Linked DNA regions of Homo sapiens: region 1 is linked to region 2. Evidence: chromatin loops called from intact Hi-C (ENCODE). Cell type or tissue: ovary. All regions are shown on one strand. Each heading gives the region's core, and the rest is flanking DNA. Links, peaks and the distances in the headings are about the cores only. Region 1 overlaps MAML3 (mastermind like transcriptional coactivator 3). Region 2 overlaps MAML3 (mastermind like transcriptional coactivator 3).

Region 1 (9,993 bases), core at 1,180-9,179, 130 kb after region 2:
AAATAATATGAAAGGTAAAGATTTCAGAGATAGTTCTTTATATATTTGAGGGTAAAATACCTTCTTAATGTACACACAAAAAAGCAATTAAAAGAAGAATACCCTGTCCATTTGTGATTGCCTCTACTCTGATCATCTCAGAATCGCTGTTAACAAAATAGTATCTTTTACCACATTTCTCCATCACTGGAATAGAATTTCCTTCTGTGATTTTATTACAATTCAGCCACTATCTCTGGATTAGAATGACATTATAGAAGCACAGGGATTTTGTGAGTTTCTATGTCTGGGGAGAGGAAAAGAGAGTAATAGGTTGAAGAAGTTTGGCGTTGGTATCACTTTTTTTATTCTGTGGTGATATGTCAAACACTAGGAAGAGAAAAGAAATTAAAATGTTTCTGCTGAGTGGAGATGGGAGTGAGTTCATGTCTTACTGAGGAACAGATCTAACATTCCTACAGACTTTACAGTCTGGAGATATAGCAAGGTACTATCAAAACAGGGTCATAGGGAGTCTCATAAATGTATTGGTCTATCATCTTTTGCAACGTTCTCTTCCTTCATAATAAGGGTAGCCAGTAATCAAGTAACTAGCTTTTTTCCCCTAGACAAACAGCAGATCTGTAACCAACAATAAGGTCAGTAACTTATGACCCTATGAGTTATCAAAAAAAGTTAATTATCTACCTTCTAATAAAGCAGGGAAACATCCAAATATTTTTAGAAAGCTTTTGATCACAGAGGTTTAAAGTCTTTAAAAATTGTTTTTACATTTTTATTAAAAGGTGTACACACACACACACACACACACAAAGACTACCCCTTAAAATATGTACATACAAAACTTAAGTAGAACACTTTGCTTCCCAATATACAAGACGAGCAAGGCATTTATCAATTTTCAGAAGGGGTTTATAATGCACTTATCCATATTTCCAGGCCTGAGATAATGAGGCTGTTCCATGAATGTTAAGTCAGGAAACTAAGGAGAACACAAGAACCAAACATATTGTGTATGTATAATATATGTAAAATCATAATGCCTCACCTGATGTCAACAGTTATGGGCATTGAAGATGACAGTCCTCTACAAGCTCTCATGACTGTTCCCAGTCAGTAACAGAGGGAAGGGGGCAGAGTGTGGTGCCCTACTGCAGGGTGGGGCTGGTAAAGCCTTGCTGTTTGCTTGGTGGAGCTTCCACCGTCTGGATCCCGGGGTGTGGGGAGCTGGAGTTTTTCTAAAGCTGGTGCAGTAAGAAATACAAAGTCAAGTCTAGGGTACAAGGCCAGACCCTCTACTGTTCCAGGGACTCTCAAAATGTGCTAGTCTAGAGACCCTGTCAATGTGCTTTTATAGTGAATACTTTTCAGTGTGTTACGTATCCCTCTGGCACCCTATCATGAGCAGAGCTCCCTCCCCTTCTGAGCACTGGGGTGCAGGGGATCCCGTGAGATTTCAGATCTACCCGGCACCCCTGCAAGCACTCTGTCCTCAAACCCTTTGAAGGAACAGCTCTATCCTTACACCCATTAGATAGGCACTACTGCTGGCCAATGCTGACAGCAGCCCTCTGCTCCATCTTGGCTGTGTCTCCTGTGCCAGGAACCTCAGGAAATAGACAAGGATTTGGCAAAATTCCTGGTGAATGGATGGCACCACGTGAGCATTGTGGGTAGCATTTCTCTGTGTTGCCAGACACATACATTGCTGCTTTCTCACTCTTCCTTGGGAAAGATGGGCCATTTTGGAGCTGATTTTGAAATGAAAAAGAAGGAGAAGTAAAAGAAACCCTAGGCTCCATATCTTTTCATATCCAGAACTTAAAAACAGAGGGAATGATTCACTTTTCTAACTTCTGCTTCTTGGGTGAGAAATAAATGTAAATCGTATGTCTAATTCCCCTGATTTTTCAGACTTAGCTAAGGCAGAAAACCAATCCATTGCATTATCGACTGGTATCATTAGCTTGAGGTTAGGGACCCACCGTTCTCTCTGAAGCAGGCCTGCCTTCTTCTCTCTGCCTGTATGTTATCCCTCTATCATTTTTGCTGTCTCTCTCCATCGCCTTTGATATGGTAATGATCTTGCACAAGAAAAGCCATTTTTTAAATATGAGTGCTTAAGGAATTAAAGGTGAGTGAGAAGGTGGAGGGTGTTAAGAAGGATGGTAGTTTGTCATTAGCAAATAAATAAGTATACCCCTTGGAATTAAAAAGCAAGCAAGCTGAAGGGAGCAGAAGGGGGAGGACAGGCGGGTGTCTTTCCAAACGCAGGAGACAGTATTACTAACAGGCTGGCTTAAAGCCCTCTTAACAATGTGCACTTGCTCTCCCTAGCTCCTGGATTGATTTCCCTCTGCCCTCCACAGACCTGGCTGCAGTTAAGCCTTGTGTCCTCCACGTGATGCTGAGCCGAATCAGATTTTCCTTTTAGTTGTTCGATCAAATTTTCCTTCCTAGAGCTTAGAAGGCACACTTGGGACCATATAGTAATTGCCTCCCCACACTGAACTGCTGATACCTTTATTGGATTGGCATAGGGTTTCAGAGGACTGTGTTTAACATGCAGTGAGCCGCAGCAATGCAAACAGCTCCAGTGTTTAAACAAGCATCCGTTAGGCCAGGAAACAAGGCAGTGCCAGCCCATTTGGTGCTCTGTAGTGCTGGCAGCTTAAGGTGAGCGGGCAACCCAGGTGCTGCAGTGGGAGAGGGCAGGCTCCAGGGAAAGTGGAGGAATTGTAGTGTCAGAGGAGGAGCTGATTCTCTTTAGATTTGCTGAAGGGGGTTTGTGGTGAGGGGGAGAGAGAAGTGTTGTGGCTAGGGACATGTGCAGAGCTCATTAATATCTCATTATGTTAGAATTGCAGTCTCCCCACAGATCGGCGTTAACGTTGGCAGTGCCAGAGGAAGGGCTTTGGGAAGCAGCAGCCCCCCTCCCTCTTTCTGCAAGCCCCAGCAAGCTCTCTATGCTTGTTTTGCACTGAGGGAATGGTGGTGTTGAATTTGTGAAAGAAGGCTGTGAGAAAACCCCACAGGAGCGATAGTGAGCAGCTCAGGAGAGGGTATGAGACTGAAAACTATAGTTTGTAAATAACAAAGTGACCAGATTTCACGTGTGCCAGCCAGCCATAGAGAGGGAAGGAAACTGACCAGAAGCTGGAAAGGAAAATCGTGGAAGTTAAGCACAAGCCACTTGGAGTCTGGATGTGAGTTGGGAGTTCGTGTCAGGGGCAGTAGATAGGCTAGCTCCAGATTCAGACCTCGATTTCCCAGAGAATGTGCCACTGGCCCACTGAGTTTGTCCAGGGCTCCTGGAGGCTCCTGGAGTGTACCAGAGCAAGTAAGGTGGACAGGAGAGGGGGAAAAATGAGGAGGAAAGAGAGCAGAAGAAAGCAGGATTCAGCCAGTGGGATTTGGTGAGACTGCGTTTTCAGCTGATCCCACCTGCCCATGTTGGTGTGAGTGGAGCAAAGGGAAGATTCTAAAGCAGAGAGAAGGTGGTGTGCAAGGGCCTATTCTCCAGATCTGACCTAGCTGAGCCCAAACCAGTCTTTATCCCAGAGATTAAATCCCCCTGTGTGCAGCCCTGGCCCCAGCTGGGCTCCTGCAGGTCACTCACCCCAGACAGTCATCCTGCGGACTCCAGTGCCGGGACTGGGGCCTCCTGGGAGGAAAAGTTGGAGCCATGCTCTGTAGAAATTACAGCCTCCCTGCAGACACTTAATTCTGCTCTATTAAGGATCAGATGTCTCCGTCTGCCCTGGACAACTGTGTGCCCTCCATTAATGAAAGGTGGTTGATGGCCACTTTAGTGAACAGTTATGTAACAGGATGTACCAAAACACAACAGTGTGTGCATGTTGTATTATAAAGGCCCCTTAATGTAATTCATAGTAAAGTTCTTTGAGAATATTCTTTTTCTGCCTTTTTGTTTTGGGGAGTTCTTATTTCTACCTTAGAATGTTCTTTCTGTGGATTTTGGCATTTGGCTTCCACTTCTAGCACCAGTGCACAGACACACCTGCACACATCCACAGAAGTGTTGCTGGTGTGGATACACAGCCAGTCCTGGGCTCAGTAAGCAAATGAAGAAGCACGTGTCCTTGGTTAATATCATATAAAGTGACAGGGCCACAGTTTGCAAGCATGTTTTGTGAAGACCTTTCTGGTCACACTTTGTTCTGACTTAACACAATATTCCATTAAAATATGGATTATTCATTAACTTACAGAAAGGCAAAAAAAGTGAATGTCATTGAAATCTGTGTTCCCTTTGGAAAAAAAATAACTAGAGTCATTAGTCATTAGTTTGTTATGAACAACAGTGCTTGTAATGAACATTTAAAAATAAAATGTATTTGATAATCGCAACCAAGTTTATTTAGGTTAGAAAAACAGTTATGGCATACAAATAGTGCTGAGAAACAAATTTAACAAGGCTTTTTTACAGCATGGCCTCTATAGCAAAAATAGTAAGATTCAGCCTGATGTGTATTAAAATCTATTATTCTTTTGACTCTGCAACTTTAATAAATCAAGCAAGAGTCATAAGAACAAAGAGAGGAAACAGCTGAACTGCTGTAATTTCCTAGCCAAATAGAAGAAAAGTCTGCCTCTTGTCGTTTACATGACTTTACCAAGCTTAATCCCATGAAAACAAATGAACAAACAAAAATGAAGACTCAATAGTTATAAATAGTAAACTAGACCTCTAGGGCTGAACTCCTGTGTTCAGCTGCACCAGGTCCCTGTTGTGGGATGTTCCACATTCCATGAAGTCTTGGCCTGTTTTTCCATGTGCTGTTCGCCTCCCTCAGTCCTTCTCAGTGGCAGGAGCAGAATCCACGCAGAGATTCTCACTTCTGCCTGTCATTCCCAACCTCTGAACTTGTCCATCTTACATCTCTTTGCTTTCCTTTCTAAGAAAGAAAGAAGGAAAGTTAAGTTCCATCCAAACTTTCTACATAAAAAAGTTATGACATCCAAATTGCCCATTTGAAGAGAGAAGGATAGTGATTCAGCAGAATTACAGTTCAAAATAAAATGGGATTTAACTTTGAGATAAAAAGAAAAAGTGAATCCTAGCTCCTTTAAGGCATTTGCCATGAATAAAACTTTAAAGTGAAATATCAGAAAATCAAGGATGAGATGGGACTTAGAGAGATCCTTCATCCCCCTTCCTCCCCCTTCTTCAATGAAGACCATATCTAAATCATCCCAGATGGCTGTTCTATTTTTAAAGATCTCCAGAAAAGGAGATTCTACCACCTCCTCAGTAACTCATTCCAGCATCTCTTGTTCCTCACTGCCAGAATATTTTTTCTGAGAGCCCTCAGAGGAAAAAAGACACACTATCCTAGATTTGGGGACCTGTAGTATTTCTCTTTAGGATTTAACCCCACTGTGCATATAGGAAACTAAGAGACATGGATAATGTCTTTCTCCAGTGAAAAAGATGTTTTTTCTCTAATATTTGGCTTTAAATTACATTTGTGTGCTTCTTGGGGGTCAATCCAAATTTCTCTTGCAGGCCTGAGGTATGCGCGGTACTCTGCTAGGTAAACAGAGGGAGCATTAAGAAACGATTCCTGTTTACATTCTAAGGAGTGAGGTCACACTCAGCTCCAGAGCCCACCTACTATGCCGGACAGAAATGTTCATGTAATCACTTATTCTTTCATTCCAAAGATACGTACTGACCACCAGTCGTGCGCTTATCTCTGCTAGACACTGGAGACAGACACATTAGTGAGCAACACAGACTAGGTGCTTGTCTGCAAGGAGCTTACACTCAAATGGGAGAAGACAATACCAAGGAAAAAGGAAGAAACAAAATGATTATAAATTGTGATCAGTGGTGTGAAAAAGACAAAACAGAAGGACACGATAAAGTACAAGTGGGAGGTGCAGCTGACTGAGCCAGGGTGGTCAGAACAGCCTTTCTGGGGAGAGATGTGAGCTGAAATCTGAAGGATGACAATAAGCCCAGCAAGGAGCTGGGATAAGCGTGTTCCACGTGGAGAGAAGCACCGGTGCAGATGCAGAGGAGGGGAAGAGCCCTCGGAGAGGCCAGCGCGGCCACCTGGAGTGTGGTGGTGAAGGGGAGAAGGGTATGAAGGAGCTGGGAGACACCAGACCATCCAGCGCCTCTTAGGCAAGTTTGACTTTCAGAGAAATGGGAGTCTATATAAGGATTTGAGGCAGAAAGACATACTCTGAAGAATGTTTTTCAACAGTGACTCTGGATGCTGGTGGAGAGTAGACTGGAAAGGGTAAGATGGGAAAAACGGCTAGTGGAACAATAGCGCAAGAGTCCAGGCAGGGAGCAGGCAGGGGAGACTCAGAAAAGGTGACAGATGGAAGGTGTGTGTGCTGGCCACACAGACACAGCGTCCGAACATAGGTGTGACCCATTCTGAGAAAACAAAATACATAAAAATCAAAACTTAAAGAGAAAGTCTGATTATTCCCTTTATAAAGGGACTCGCCTCAAGTATCTATTCTGTAAAGTAAAGGAAGATGTCTATGGGTCTTTGACTATAAATTTTAATAAGAGATATAAAACCTTAATAGACGGATCATGGAATTAGAAGGAATCATAGAGGTCATTTTCTCCTACTTTCCACCCAATAAAGAATCCCCTTTGCAAATCCCTGACAGATGAACATGCAGCCTTGGTATGAAAACTTCAAGGGACAGGAAGCTCATTAGCCTCACAAGGCAGCCCTTTCTATTTTGAATCTCTCTAATCGTTTTTTAAAAGTTTCTCCTTATATAGAGGCTGAATTCTTTCTCCCCATTACTTGCATCCATTGATCTTAGTTCCATGTTCTGGAGCTACATAGATCAAATCTAATTCTCTTCCTACATAGCAAACCATTACCTTTTCAAGAGGAGCTGTGGCATTCCCCCTCCTCAACTCTCCTCTTTCTCTAGCAAAATATCCTCAGCTTCCTCGCCTCCTTTTCACTTGACATGGTTTCTGGGGCCTTCTTTCCCCTGGTACTACCCTCTTGCTGCCCTGCCACCTGATGAGAGTGATCATTTCAGAATGGAAGCCAACCTTATTGGATGGCATCAGTTCAGAGCATAACTATGTCTCCCTGGACTCAGAGAACATACATACATTTAATGCAACCTAGAATTTCAAGAGCACACGGCTTCAAACTTCAAGGAAAACAAAACTGCTTATGAGACAGGTTTTCCTGCCTTAAATGCAAGACTTTACAGCTAGGCCCAGCAAATCTTGCTACTGCTAACCTACAGGAGAGTGGTTCTTGAACTTTTGGAGAGTCATGGGCCGCACTGAGAATCTGAGAAAAGCTTTGGACCTTCTTTCCTGAAAAAGACACATACCCACAAAATTCTGCATACAGTTTTCTAGCATTCTCAGAACTCTGGAAATCCATTTTTATGTAAACCTCCAGTTTAAAAATTCAGCATTATCAATGTCACAGAACCCTTGTTCTGTCATCTAAGAAATGTATATCTGCATTATCTCTATATTTTATTATGGTATTGTACGGGAGGTTAAAGAACGCCCACTTGAAAATCCCTGCAAGTCACTATAAAATTGTTAATGGGAGAGGAAAGTTACAAAAAGTCTTCAAGTACCATTGGTGGATACATTTGCTTATGTACCTTATTTAACCCCTACAACCCTTTTCTGAACTAGGCAATATTAGCCTTATCTTATGAATAAGAGGAAACGTAAAGCTATTAATAAAGAAAAATAGAAAGACCTGGGTGAAGGCAGTGGCTGCCGAGTGCAAATTTTTACAACTCTTGCAATAGAACCATGGTTGGTGGCCCTCTCGACTTTTAAGTGCTGAGGCCATGGCCACCTGGAGCACAGCATACATGCTTACGAGCAGGATTGGTTTCCTGGGAAATGTGTCCTTATATCGGCGCTTCAGTAGTGATATCCCTGGAAAGTGGTCACCAGTAGGATTAGCCATTACCATGACCCCACACAGGTGGCCTGCTGTCACCAACACCATTCTCTTCAGGATCAGGCTGGCATTGGGTTAGTGGCCAATGTATAGTTATAACTCAGTAACTCAGTAGCAGAAATGTTCTGAGAACGGCTGAAAGAACAACAGCCCTCATAGGAGATCCAGTTTCAGAGAGTAACTTCTTATATGCCAGCCAATCATGGAGGGGAGAAAGCAGTTCTGAGGATGCCTTCCTTTTTTTCCTATCTCAGGAGCCAGGCTGTGGAATAGTTTGGAAATGAGAAACACATTTTATTCACAAGTGGTGAGGCTTGTAACAGAGAAGCACAGGCTTTGGAATTCAAATCTCACACTAGCTGTGTGACCTTGGGCAATTTGTTTAATCTCCCTGAGCCCCAGTTTCCTCATTTGTGTAAATGATGTTTATTAACCTACCTTGCGTGGTTGATGTGGGAATTAAGAGAAAAGATCTTGAATTTGCCTGGTATTTAATGGATGCACACACAAGAAAAGCTTGCTGTTTGCTGATAACGTTGAGGAGTGCATAAATGGTTGGGGCCAGTCTGAGTAGCAGTAAATTTGGTTCGTCTGTGTTAGCAGGGTTACTCTGGCTTGGACCCGGATTCCAGAGTGATTCCGGAGGAATTCCTGTCCCCATCCCTACCCCTCATCACCCCAAAATTTTGCTTAAGATAACGAGGAGGTCAGGGCATGTTCACTGTGAACCCCCACTCCATATAAGGTGCCATGTTATAGTGGGTTCAGAGGATCCCCGCCCCCCCGCCAATGCTGCTTAGCCACCAGACTTACAAGGGATACTGGATGCTTTCGTACCTTGGATTCATACACACAGGTTTCTGAGATGAAGCAGTGTGGTAACTTAGCCATTAGTAGATCTCAATCGTAGCCTACACGGACATTTCTGAGAGAATCCTTGGTTAAACAGTACTAAGAGCAGAACTAAATACTGGTTAGGGCAAGTTCTGCCCATGAGGTTCTATGAGGCTCTGTCTGAACGTTAGGTTTAAACATAGAGATGGGGCCAGCTAACCTCATCATTCTGAGTCGTTAGATAGAGACTAGACTTGGTCATCTCCCTTTGCTAATAAGGAAACTGACATAATTAACTGAAGGAAATTAACTTGGATAATTTTGCAGCATGAATCTGCTTCCAAAGAGGAGTTGGTTTTTTTCTCTTCCTGTGAGCTGTTAATTCAAGAGGCTGTGTTAACCTGCTGCTGTTGCCAACTGACAAATGTAGTATTTTCCTGATCAGCCTCTCAAGCCTTTTTCCTTGCTCCTCCAACAACAGAGAGCAGTAATAAACTATCCAGAATATTTTGCAACATGGGAGTCATTTGCATGTCTTTGTAATATGGGAGTTGAATGCCTATTTTCAGTAAATATAAGCCTCCCGGTTGACTTAAGGTAATTGAATGATTTTAGATTCATTGTATATGCCCTTTCTCCTTAGCCACTGGTTTTAAGCAGGCATAAAATCACATCAGAGAAAAAAAAACCTGACTTTTGATATTCAAGTTGGCTCATCTGAATTAAAACCAAAACATGTGGAAATTGGGTTATCCACTCCAGACTTGGCTCCCTTTGTCTGTGAAACCTCAAAGTCTCCAGTGGAGCTGAAGGTAACGTCTTTCTTCAGGTGACACTCTGGGGCAATTCTGGGGAAAAAGACAAGGAGGGAAAGATGTGTTTAACTTTATTCCAGTTGGTTTCATCTTCCTTTTTAATTGATTTTTGTCCTCTCCATCATTTTCTCTCCCAATTAACGTTGAATTTCTCTCATTTAGTTCTAGCTGTTTGTTGTGGTCGGGTTTGGTACATCTGGGTTAGGCATGTTGCTGTGTTCTTTTCTTTCCTTGCCATTAGTTTAAAGGAGGTCTAAGCTCACAGTCTAGCTCTATTTCTGGAGAGACCTGCCACCTTTACAGGATTTACTGTGGTCATTTTCTTTTTTTTTCCTCCCCACAATATGGCGCTTTGTGAATTAAAATCAAGGTTCCTGGGGGCTGGAGGTAGG
Region 2 (9,993 bases), core at 1,406-9,405:
AAGTCTTATGTTACTGTTTTTCTTTTTTCTTTTCTTTTCTTTTTTTTTTTTTTTTGAGACGGAGTCTCCCTCTGTTGCCCAGGTCGCAGTGCAGTGGTGCAATCTTGGCTCACTGCAGCCTCTTCCTCCTGGGTTCCAGTGATTCTCCTGCCTCAGCCTCCCGGGTAGCTGGGATTACAGGCATGCGTCCCATGCCCGGCTAGTTTTTGTATTTTTAGTAGAAATGGGGTTTCACCATGTTGGCCAGGCTGGTCTCGAATTCCTGACTTCAGGTGATCTGCCTGTTCCGGCCTCCCAAAGTGCTGGGATTACAGGCGTGAGCCACTGCGCCTGCCCATGTTACTGTTTTTCAGAACATAAAAGTAATATATGTCTATAATAAAATACAGACATGTCTTAATTTAAAAGTGAAGAGAAAAAACCTTGTCTTTTGTTCTACTTCCTCTTCTTAGACCTAACCACAGTTTTAACCACTTGACGTACATTCTGACCCATGAGCCAAAACCCTAGCCTGCCTGATGTTTTGTATGGCCCATGTGCTAAGAGTGATTTTTGCAAGTTTAAATGGTTGAAAAGATTTTCAAAATAATGGTAATGTTTCATGGCATGTGAAAGTTGAACAAAATTCAGATTTTAGTGTCCAGAAATAAAGTTTTGAATTTTGCCAACCAAAAATTTGTAGAAATGTGTTTTCTCCCTACATTAGAGCCTCGATTTTGTCCTTTGGCCCTCAGAACCTAAAATATTTACTAAATGGCTCTTTACAGAAAAAAAGATTTGCTGGCCCCTGATATATTCAGTCAAAAATTTTAAAATAAATATGTGCATGCATGTATGTTACCATGTTTGGTTTTGTTTATAAAAGTAGAATTGCATGGACCATGTTGTGGTGAAGTTCTTTAGATATGGCACGATTAAGTTAAGGTATCTCAAAGCCCGATGGCCCAGAGGAGAAAAGCCAGGATCTGGGAATGTGGCCCCTGCAGTAATACTGGTGTAAAGTGGTATGCTCCCAAACAGAATTACCTAATTCGGATGGGAATGGGAAAGCCAGATGTGAGACATTCCAAAGCAGTGGTCCGAGGGGCATGCTGAGTCAGTGAAGGAGATGAAGGGGAGTAGTAGGAGTGCCCCCCATTTCCAGGTTGGTGTTGAGAGAATGCTGCTGCCATGAAGACATGAAGAATATTGGAAGGGGCTGTTTGGAGAGACAAGTTTCCAAACAGCCTATCCAACACTAAACCAGGAGCACCAGTTGTCGGTGGCTGCTGTTCATATTACCGTCTGAGGAATGTGTAACTACCCAGAGTGTATTTGTCTCTTATCATGATTGACTTAATACACTTTTAGGTTTTGAATGAGGGGGTTTCTGTGGGCCTCTTTCAGCTCTATATACCTCATAAGTGCTGTCTGTTAGGGTGATACTGGATATTGGGCTTTATATTAAAACAGTTTCTGGAAAAGAACTGATTCATGGAGACAAATTTATCACCACTTACTCACTTTCCCTGTTAGGAGGAAATAGTTGCAGATATAAGAATATTTTGAGGGAAGGAGCTTCTCATCAAATAGAAATATATGGGTTTTTTTGCCAGGCACGGTGGCTTACGCCTGTAATCCCAAGACTTTGGGAGGGCGAGATGGGTGGATCACCTGAGGTCAGGAGTTCGAGACCAGCCTGGGCAACATGGTGAAACTCTGTCTCTACTAAAAATACAAAAATTAGCCGGGTATGGTGGTGTATGCCTGTAATCCCAGCTACTCAGGAGGCTGAGGCAGGAGAATCACTCGAACCTAGGAGGTAGAGGTTATAGTGAGCCAAGATCACACCACTGCACTCCAGCTTGGGCAATAAAGTGAGACTCCACCTCAAAAAAAAAAAAAAAAAGAAATATATGGGTTTTTTGAGGGACATTTAAGGATGCCATTTTGAACACCCATACCCCACTGAACAGATTCCTACACGGGGTCTAGGTGATCCATGGCAGAGTCACACAATTACACTTTGCACACCCCACACAGATGTGTGTTCAGGTGTGTTCTGCCAGTGGGAAATTCTATGGAAAAGAATGAAAATGTCACTGTTGTGCTATTAATTGGTTATGTAGCTGGCTACCCCGCAGTGGCTCCACCTTGTGGATCCGTGTCTCAGTGGAGAGCCAGTATAGCTGCTTTTCTAAGTATCCTTTCACTTAATACTCATTTTAGTGCTAAAACATTAGAGTTAGGTAGGTATAGGTGGGTAAATTTAGCCTTTTATTTAACTTATGTGTGAACCATTTCTGGGCTTTTCGTAGGTTTTACTTAAGCCTCCCACATTCTCATTTTTTTCCTTAACCCATTTCATGAAAGCAACTGATAAATGAGGTCACAAAGTAAGAAACTTAAAGAAGAATGGAAATAGGGCCATTGCAACTCTGAGACGGTAACACAAATTAACACACAGGGGTGAGGTATCAGTAAGAGGTCTGAGATAGTCCTCACAGGGCTTCAGAGAGAATTGCCTGGTTCTGGTGGCCCAGTGGCTAAGTCACGGGCTTTAAATCAGGAAGCCTGGTTCTTATCCCGGCGCCTCCACTAGCTTGCTCTGTGACGTTGGATGAACTGCTGAGCTCCTCTGTTTCTCAGTGGGAAAATGAGAATAGCACAATGTAACATCCAGTTATTCCAAGTAGAATGGTTGGGAATAAAAAGCAAAATATTTGCATAACACTTCAAGCATCCAGAAAGAAGGGTAATATTTAAATTTTCAGCATTACTTCTGTTCAGTGTGTACCTATCTTGGTGAAGATTCGTTAGATATTCTTTGTCAAAAATGAAACAAGCTGTACCTCCTGAACCATTAATTTAATTTTTTTTTTTTTTTGAGACTGAGTCTCATCTCTGTCACTCAGGCTGGAGTGCAGTAGCTCGATTTCGGCTCACTGCAACCTCCGCCTCCTGGATTCAAGCGATTCTCCTGTCTCAGCCTCCCAAGTAGCTGGGATTACAGGCATGTACCACCACGCCTGGCTAATTTTTTTGTATTTTTAGTAGAGACAGGGTTTCACCATGTTGGCCAGGCTGGTCTCGAACTCCTAACCTCAGGTGATCCACCTGCCTCAGCCTCCCAAAGTGCTGGGATTACAGGCATGAGCCATTGTGACTGGCCTGAACCATTAATTTTATAATCATCTGACTTACTGCTCTTGACACCTTTAAGATGGTTTTAAACTCAGTGTCTATTTTAGGGTAAGTCAAGGGTTCTGTTAATGATTTTGTTTCTTGCCCTTCCTAGACTTATAGATATTGTCCTCAACATAGAGGAATTTTTGCTATGCCTTCAGAGAAGTATAACTGACTTCCATAATTAAATGGATTTCTTTCTCAATGGGAGGGAATTTCTGCCATCTGACTAAATGCATAGAGTAGAAGGGATGGATTAACTAACAAGCTATTGTATAAACTGGAAGTGGAGTTTCTAGATACCTTGATTGTACTAGTGCTTCATATCATATTTTTCCCTGTATAGCAAAATTCAGTGGATACTGAGTAAAACTTTCATTTTTTTTCCAGGATAACTTCATTGGGTATCAAACAGGATTAACAAGTAATTTCAAGGTAGCGATTCTGAAGGAGGTGTGGGCTCTTCTCAGACTATGTTTTCTGCCTCTTTTGTATAGAATCGCTGCGAGAGTTGGTCACTTTATAGATTGACAGCGTGTTGTATTCCCATGGGTGAGGACTCCTGCCTATAGAAGGCCCTGATTTATAGGTTCAGAGGCCATCCTTAGAATGAGGGGGCTGAAAATTTCCTTCTCCAGGTGTTAGCCCAGAGCAGAGAGAAATGTGTTCAGTGGAGCCCACGGCAGTGGAACACATGGCTGCTTTGGAGAACCTGGGAGGCGGTGCGAGGATGTACAGCTGTACCCCGAGCAGTAGGTGTCACTGTAGTCAGTGGCTTTTACTCCTCAGAGCCTAAGGGGTTAATTGGGTCTGGTTTAGAAGGGCAGACAGAGGCCCATCTGTGCCCTCCAGAGTGTTGGGCTTTGTCTCTAGGGCACCAGTTGACTCCAATGAAAGACCCAAGTTGACTCCCATTTTTTTCTCTACGAACGAAAGAAGGATGCTTTCCCATTTATATTTTAGGGTCTAAGGCTAGGCTGTTAGATGTTATGCAGTGGGGTGGGTTGGGATGGATAAGTAGGTGAGATAATCCTTCTAAAGTTTGGCGGGAAGACCTAGAATAGAGGGGAAGGCAAATTCTATTAAGAGAAATGAAAGAATATGGAATAGCAGAATACATTTCCTTGTTGTTATTGGCAATGAGCCCTGTTATATTCAGGCAGTGTGAGCTTTCAGAACTTCTATCAGCATCCTTCTTAGAAATTTCCCTTTTACCACAAAGGAGGCAAAGGAAAAAAAAATCTTTCTAGCAGAGATGTTTCTCTGCTAGATTTCTCTTTTGCCACTTTCCACTCCAGAAAGTTAATTTTCAAATGCTAAAATGGATTTTAAGATTTAGAAATAGCTACTGTGTTGACTAATTAAAAAAAAAAATCCTGTGATTACGTAGCCAATTGCTTTTTCAAGTACACCCACTTTTACTTTTTCTTTTCTAGTAACACCCTGGTGTGAAAACAAAGTAAAACCGAGTAAACTCACTGTAGAATTTTAGATGCATCTTATCTCTTATTTTTTGCCTAGATAACCATCTTTCTCCCCACCCACCATCCAGGCAGCACAGTGTAGTCTGTCCTTTTAAAAAAAAAGGAAGGCAACATGTATGATTTATACGTAGATACTCATTAAAAATAACTCCTGTCCAGTCTTTGCTCTTCCCCCATAGCCTGCCTGTTGGTTGTTGTTAACACCCTGATTAAGCCTTGCTCTTAATAGTACAATATATTAAGCTCAGCCTGCTCTCTCTTCCCCCCTCCTCTGTTCTCCCTGTGAGTGAGTGGCTCGTTTTAAACCATCCGCACACTTGCTGAGCCAGGTGGCGTTGCTTCCTGCCTCTCCTGCTCGCTGTTGCTAAGTGAGAGGCACCATATCACACATAAAGCTGAACCAATAGCATCCTGACCCCCATAGGCTGGTAAAAGCTGAAGAAAGAGAATCCCACAGCGTTGTCTGTGACCGGTGGGTCCTCCTCTCCCTCCCACCTTTTCTTTTCCAACAGGAAAGGGAGGCGGCGAGGGAGATGGTAGGAGGAAGAGGGAAGAAAGAATGGGGGAGGTGAATCCTAATATGCCTTGCTGTACTTGCGATAAATGCCATTTTTTTTTCTTTGTGAAGAAAAGGAGTGGTAGCTTCTCTTGTGCAATCACAGAGCAGCAGATGCGCTTCTTTCTGCCCCCAAACTGCCTGTGTTGACAAAGCTCAAACTCTGAATAAAGACGTCTGTTGACCTGCATATCTGCTTTGCTCCTCTCTCTTTTTCTTTCTCTCTTGCTATGAATCTTTGAATCCCCACAGTTTTGCACATCTTGGCACCCCTGTTCATTCTTCCTCTTCACCTTTCTTGTTTCATTTCTGTCTCACAGTATTCTTTCCAGAAAGCATTTCCTTTGAATGTAAAAATTAGCAAAGTATTCCGTATATCGTCTTGTGAGGAAGTCATCAGATCATCCTAGGGAATGGGGCAAGGGAAGGGGAATATTTATAAAGGGGATTTTAAAAAACTCGTTACGATTTTCAGTCTTGGCAGGGTCTAAGCAAGCACAAAGTGAAATGTGAAAGGCTGTTCTTAACTGGATAACTGCCAGTATAGACAGCCAGTGGTATAGTTGAGATTATACAGAGGAAATGACCTTTCTCCTGTAATTACCTGGATATTTTTGGCAACATCAGACCCAAGTTACCTGGGTAATTATGGCTTTGTAGATCTGACCTTAGGACAAAACAGATTCCAGTTAAGTTTTCCATGGAAAACATTTGCTATCTTTGGTAATAAACCTAGTGAAGGCACCCACTGTTTTTGCAACCATGGGAAGCCCAGTTACAAGGAGACTTTCTTCAGTTCTATGCCCAGTAGGTTCCCAATAAATTTCTCCTGACCTTTTGGAGATGGCTTTATTATTTGGTCACTTGTATGCCTTTTGAAAAGATAACCTGTGTTTATTTCTGAATCAAGGGTATTGAGGTTTCCTGTAACCTCTTGCTGAATTTGCACATGTTTTGGGAAGATATCAAAAGAATGATATTCATCCTTAAACTGTCCATTTCCCTCAAGAAATTTCCCTTTCATTCTTGAAATACTGCCCTACTATTGGGCCAGAAATCCAGTCCACTCACTCAGGATCACACAGAAAAGTGATCATTAGTCTCCCACTCCACCTGCTTTTTCCCAGCGTTTACACTAACTTTTGTGTTTGTTTGAACCAAAACTAAAATGTCTTCGTAAAGGGACATTTAAAGGAAGTATGTGGGGTCAGATTAAGCAAAAGGGAATTCCTGGGGAAAAGCCTTACCAAATGTTGAGAACTGGAATGTTTTTGTTCTTGTCTGAAGAGCCTATCTTTTTCTTAGTATCACGAAGTTAAAGATGGCCATTGCCGCCAGCGCTGACTTACAATATTTAAAGCTAAAATTCACAGACAGTCTTCAAACTTCACTCCATTTAAGTTCAGTCTCCTCCAAGCTAAACCAGAGCTATTTACAGGTATCCAAATGCTTAGATCTGAGCAGCGCGTCCATCTTCTGCTGTGCCCATTTTGGGGGTGGGGGGTGGGTGTAAATATCAAACTCAAGCTCCAAGAGCGGGCAAAGAAGTTTAAAAATAAAGGACTGGCCGGCAAGTCCTGTAAAACTGGCTTGTCCTGCAGTTGGCCGGTTGGTTGGGATATTATTAGGTATTATTCATTCATCGCTCTTCTATTTTGTGCTCAGCCCTGTGCTGAGAGTTTGGAGCTGGAAGCTCAGCGTGAGCCACGTCCTGGCTCCGCGCCTTCATCTCTGGGTTGCAGCCCTCTCGGTTTCACCAACTTCATTATTCAGATACGGGCGCTGCAATTCCGCCAAGTAAACCTGCCAGGACCAGCTCCTCTTGCTTCTCTTCTTCCTGGTGTATAATTCTCTGCCTTGAAATCCCTGCTTCACACCCACCTCCGCTGCCCTGAATTTCCTAACTCAGCCAGCCAAGCACAAATCCCTCTAAGTCCCTCAGTGCGTTCCCCCCAAATCTGCACTTGCCCAACAGTCTGTCTAGGCACTAGCTATGACATCGCTCTGGATACCTGATCAGTCCTCTGCTTTGTCCCCCTGTGTCTTTGCTTAGGCGGCACCCTCCTTCCAGACCGTTTCTCCCCTGATCTCTCCCTGTGGAAATCTTGGCCTCAAAAGCCCATCTCAAATGCAGTTTCTTCACTGAAACCCTTCTCCCAGTCTCTCAGACGGCATCTTCCAGTCCTTCGAAACACCATGGCCACTTTTTTCCGACCTCTCCTTCAGAACTTTCCACCTTCTACTTAGAGTTGTCTTTACTGTTCCCTTGGTAGTACCAACAGCAGCTCAGAGGAGGTGTTTAGCCACTCTCCTATATTCCACACGAGCCTCTCTGCAAAATTGCCTCAAATAAATATATAATATATATAGACTGCATTTACTATGCAAACACAGCTTCAGTACAGTCCCCCCTACCCCTCCCCCTGCCCTTTGCGACCCAGTTGCCAACCCTAAATTCCTCCTTTGTAGAAAATGTGAAACCGGATCCTCCCTACTTTATCTTAAGTGATTCAGGCCCAGAGCTGTGTCTTCCTCATCTTTGTATTTCCCAGTATTTGTATTTCTCACTTAATGTAACTGTCTTGCAGCCAGTAGGCACTGAAGAAATGCCTGTTGAATTGTTACGTAACGAAGACCAGAAAACCTGAAAGATTATGTCTATAATTCGCCAGGTTTTCAAACTGTATGTGTAGAGAAGAATGAAGTTTTCTGTGAATATTTTAAATTAGATAATGAGATCACAAAGAAGTTCAATTAAATCTTATTTATCAGTCAGGAGAGCCTAGGTGATGGTATAGTAACAAAGAACCCCCAAATCTTAGTGGTTTAAAGCAACAAAAATTTAGTTCTTGCTCATGTTTATTGTGGGTTGGTGGGGAGACGAGATTCTGCTTATCATTGTTACTCAGGGACCCATTCTCACAAAACTAGCCACGATCTCACACTAGTGGTTACGCTGAAGGAGAAAGAGCTCCAGAGGGTCTAACATCAGCAATTTAATGTCCCTGCCCAGAAATGGTCCCCATCACTCTGCTCACAACTTATTTGTCAGAACTAGTAACATGACCTCATCTAACCACACAAGAGCCAGGAAGTACAGCTCTTCCATGTGCCTGAAAGATAATTAGAAATATTTAGACCATAGCATAAATAACTCCCATGTTTTATTATTCTCTCAGGGTTTTTAGAGGGCATTTATATTTCATATTGACTTTGGAAGCATAGAGAATATTCATGCAATTCCTCTCCCTTTGCATATACTATTCTTTTTCTCACGCACCAAAACATGTTGCTGCGCTTAACCCTAGAAGACTAGGCCACGGCAATTAAGGGATAAGTGGTTCTATTTTCTCTAAGTATAAAATGGAGAACTTGCCCATTGTTTATAGCTCTTCAGCTGCTCTTACCAATACTTCAGAGGCTCTTCTGATGGGTCAGTGAGGCTCGAGACCCCTTTCCAAGGGCTGCCCCAGGTTTACTTTGAGTGTTGCCATACTCAGGATCATAGGAAATCAGTACAGGTTTTATAAATTTTTTTCTAAGAAATTAGTCAGAAAGTGTGAAAACATTATATAGTAGCTGAGTTATTTTTTATAGTGAAAAGCTGCAAGGAGCATAGATGTCCAACCACAGGAGATTAGCTGTGTAAGTTATGGTATATGGAGAAAATGGAATACATATAATCTTTAGAATTACACTTTAGAAGAATATTTTAGATTGAAAAAAAGTCCCAATACATTGATTGCAATATTAAAAAAAACAAACAAACAAAAACAGGCACTAGAACACAATATATAGCAGATTCTTTTTTTTTTTTTTTTTTTGAGTTGGAGTCTTGCTCTGTCGCCCAGGCTGAAGTGCAGTGGCACGATTTCAGCTCACTGCAGCCTCCACCTCATGGATTCAAGCGATTCTCCTGCCTCAGCCTCCCGAGTAGCTGGGATTACAGGCACCTGCCACCATGCCCATCTAATTTTTGTATTCTTAGTAGAGACAGGATTTCATCATGTTGGCCAGGCTGGTCTTAAACTCCTGACCTCAGGTGATCCACCCATCTTGGCCTCCCAAAGTGTTGGATTACAGGCATGAGCCACTGTGCCTGGCCCAGATTCTGTTTTTTAAAAATACATTAAAACTGGGAAGAAAAACACTAATATGTGAATGTGAACAAGGCTTATCTCTTTCTCTCTGTGATGATATTTTGAGTAGTTTTTGTGCTTTTTTTCTTTGATTTTTCTTTCTTTTTGTTAAGTAAGCAGGCATGACTTTTGTTGCACATAAGGAGATATGTAAATATCTCTGGCCTCTGAAGTGTGTTAATTTCAAGTAGCTTACATGGTGTTACTTCTTTTAGGTGAGTAGTTTGATATAAGAGGCACACAAATGACTCTCATATGTCTGTGGTGGAATGAGCCTGGTGCCAAGACAGAAATTCAGGAACAGTACTCCTGTGGATCGGGAGACAGTTTGACGTCAGTTCACACATGTCCAGGCATAAGCATTTTACCATTTCTTGCCCTTTCTTCTGCTGAGGCGTTGTATAGATCTTCCATGGCATTTTGACTTGACATTTCACAGCTGCTGCAAATCCACTAAGCAGGGACATGACACAGGCACTTTGAGGCCGCTGGTAGCACATTGGTTTGTAAAGAGATGCTAAATTTGCTGAGATAGTGAAAAACTGGCATGTATTTATTTTGGGATGAAACGGACTCTTGCGAAATAAGGGCCCATTCTGGAAGAACTTGTAACACTCATTCATCTTGTGTTGTGCACTGAGCTATAATG

The links. A loop is a pair of places that touch in the nucleus more often than their neighbours do. Peaks named below come from ENCODE experiments on the same cell type or tissue, not always from the same donor. Only the 100,000 strongest peaks of a DNase experiment are listed, where the experiment ranks them.
Region 1: a loop joins it to region 2, with 1.8 times the contacts of the local background. A loop is called at or near these places in 4 of 110 quality-filtered maps.

The regions. Positions count from the first base shown.
Region 1 is chr4:139,914,438-139,924,430 of GRCh38, reverse strand. The region is part of intron 1 of MAML3 (mastermind like transcriptional coactivator 3); the gene reads left to right. Among named protein-coding and RNA genes, the nearest start is that of MAML3-AS1, 210 kb to the left of the region's middle. In ovary, for the core only: no CTCF peak of the experiment used is centred there; a DNase peak (open chromatin) is centred at 4,774; H3K27ac peaks cover 5,257 bases.
Region 2 is chr4:140,044,431-140,054,423 of GRCh38, reverse strand. All of the region lies in intron 1 of MAML3 (mastermind like transcriptional coactivator 3), which reads left to right. All of the region lies in intron 1 of LOC124900783 (a long non-coding RNA gene), which reads right to left. Among named protein-coding and RNA genes, the nearest start is that of MAML3-AS1, 79 kb to the left of the region's middle. RefSeq lists enhancers at 4,589-5,124, 5,125-5,661. In ovary, for the core only: no CTCF peak of the experiment used is centred there; DNase peaks (open chromatin) are centred at 2,116, 4,983 and 5,265; H3K4me3 peaks cover 1,341 bases; H3K27ac peaks cover 2,603 bases.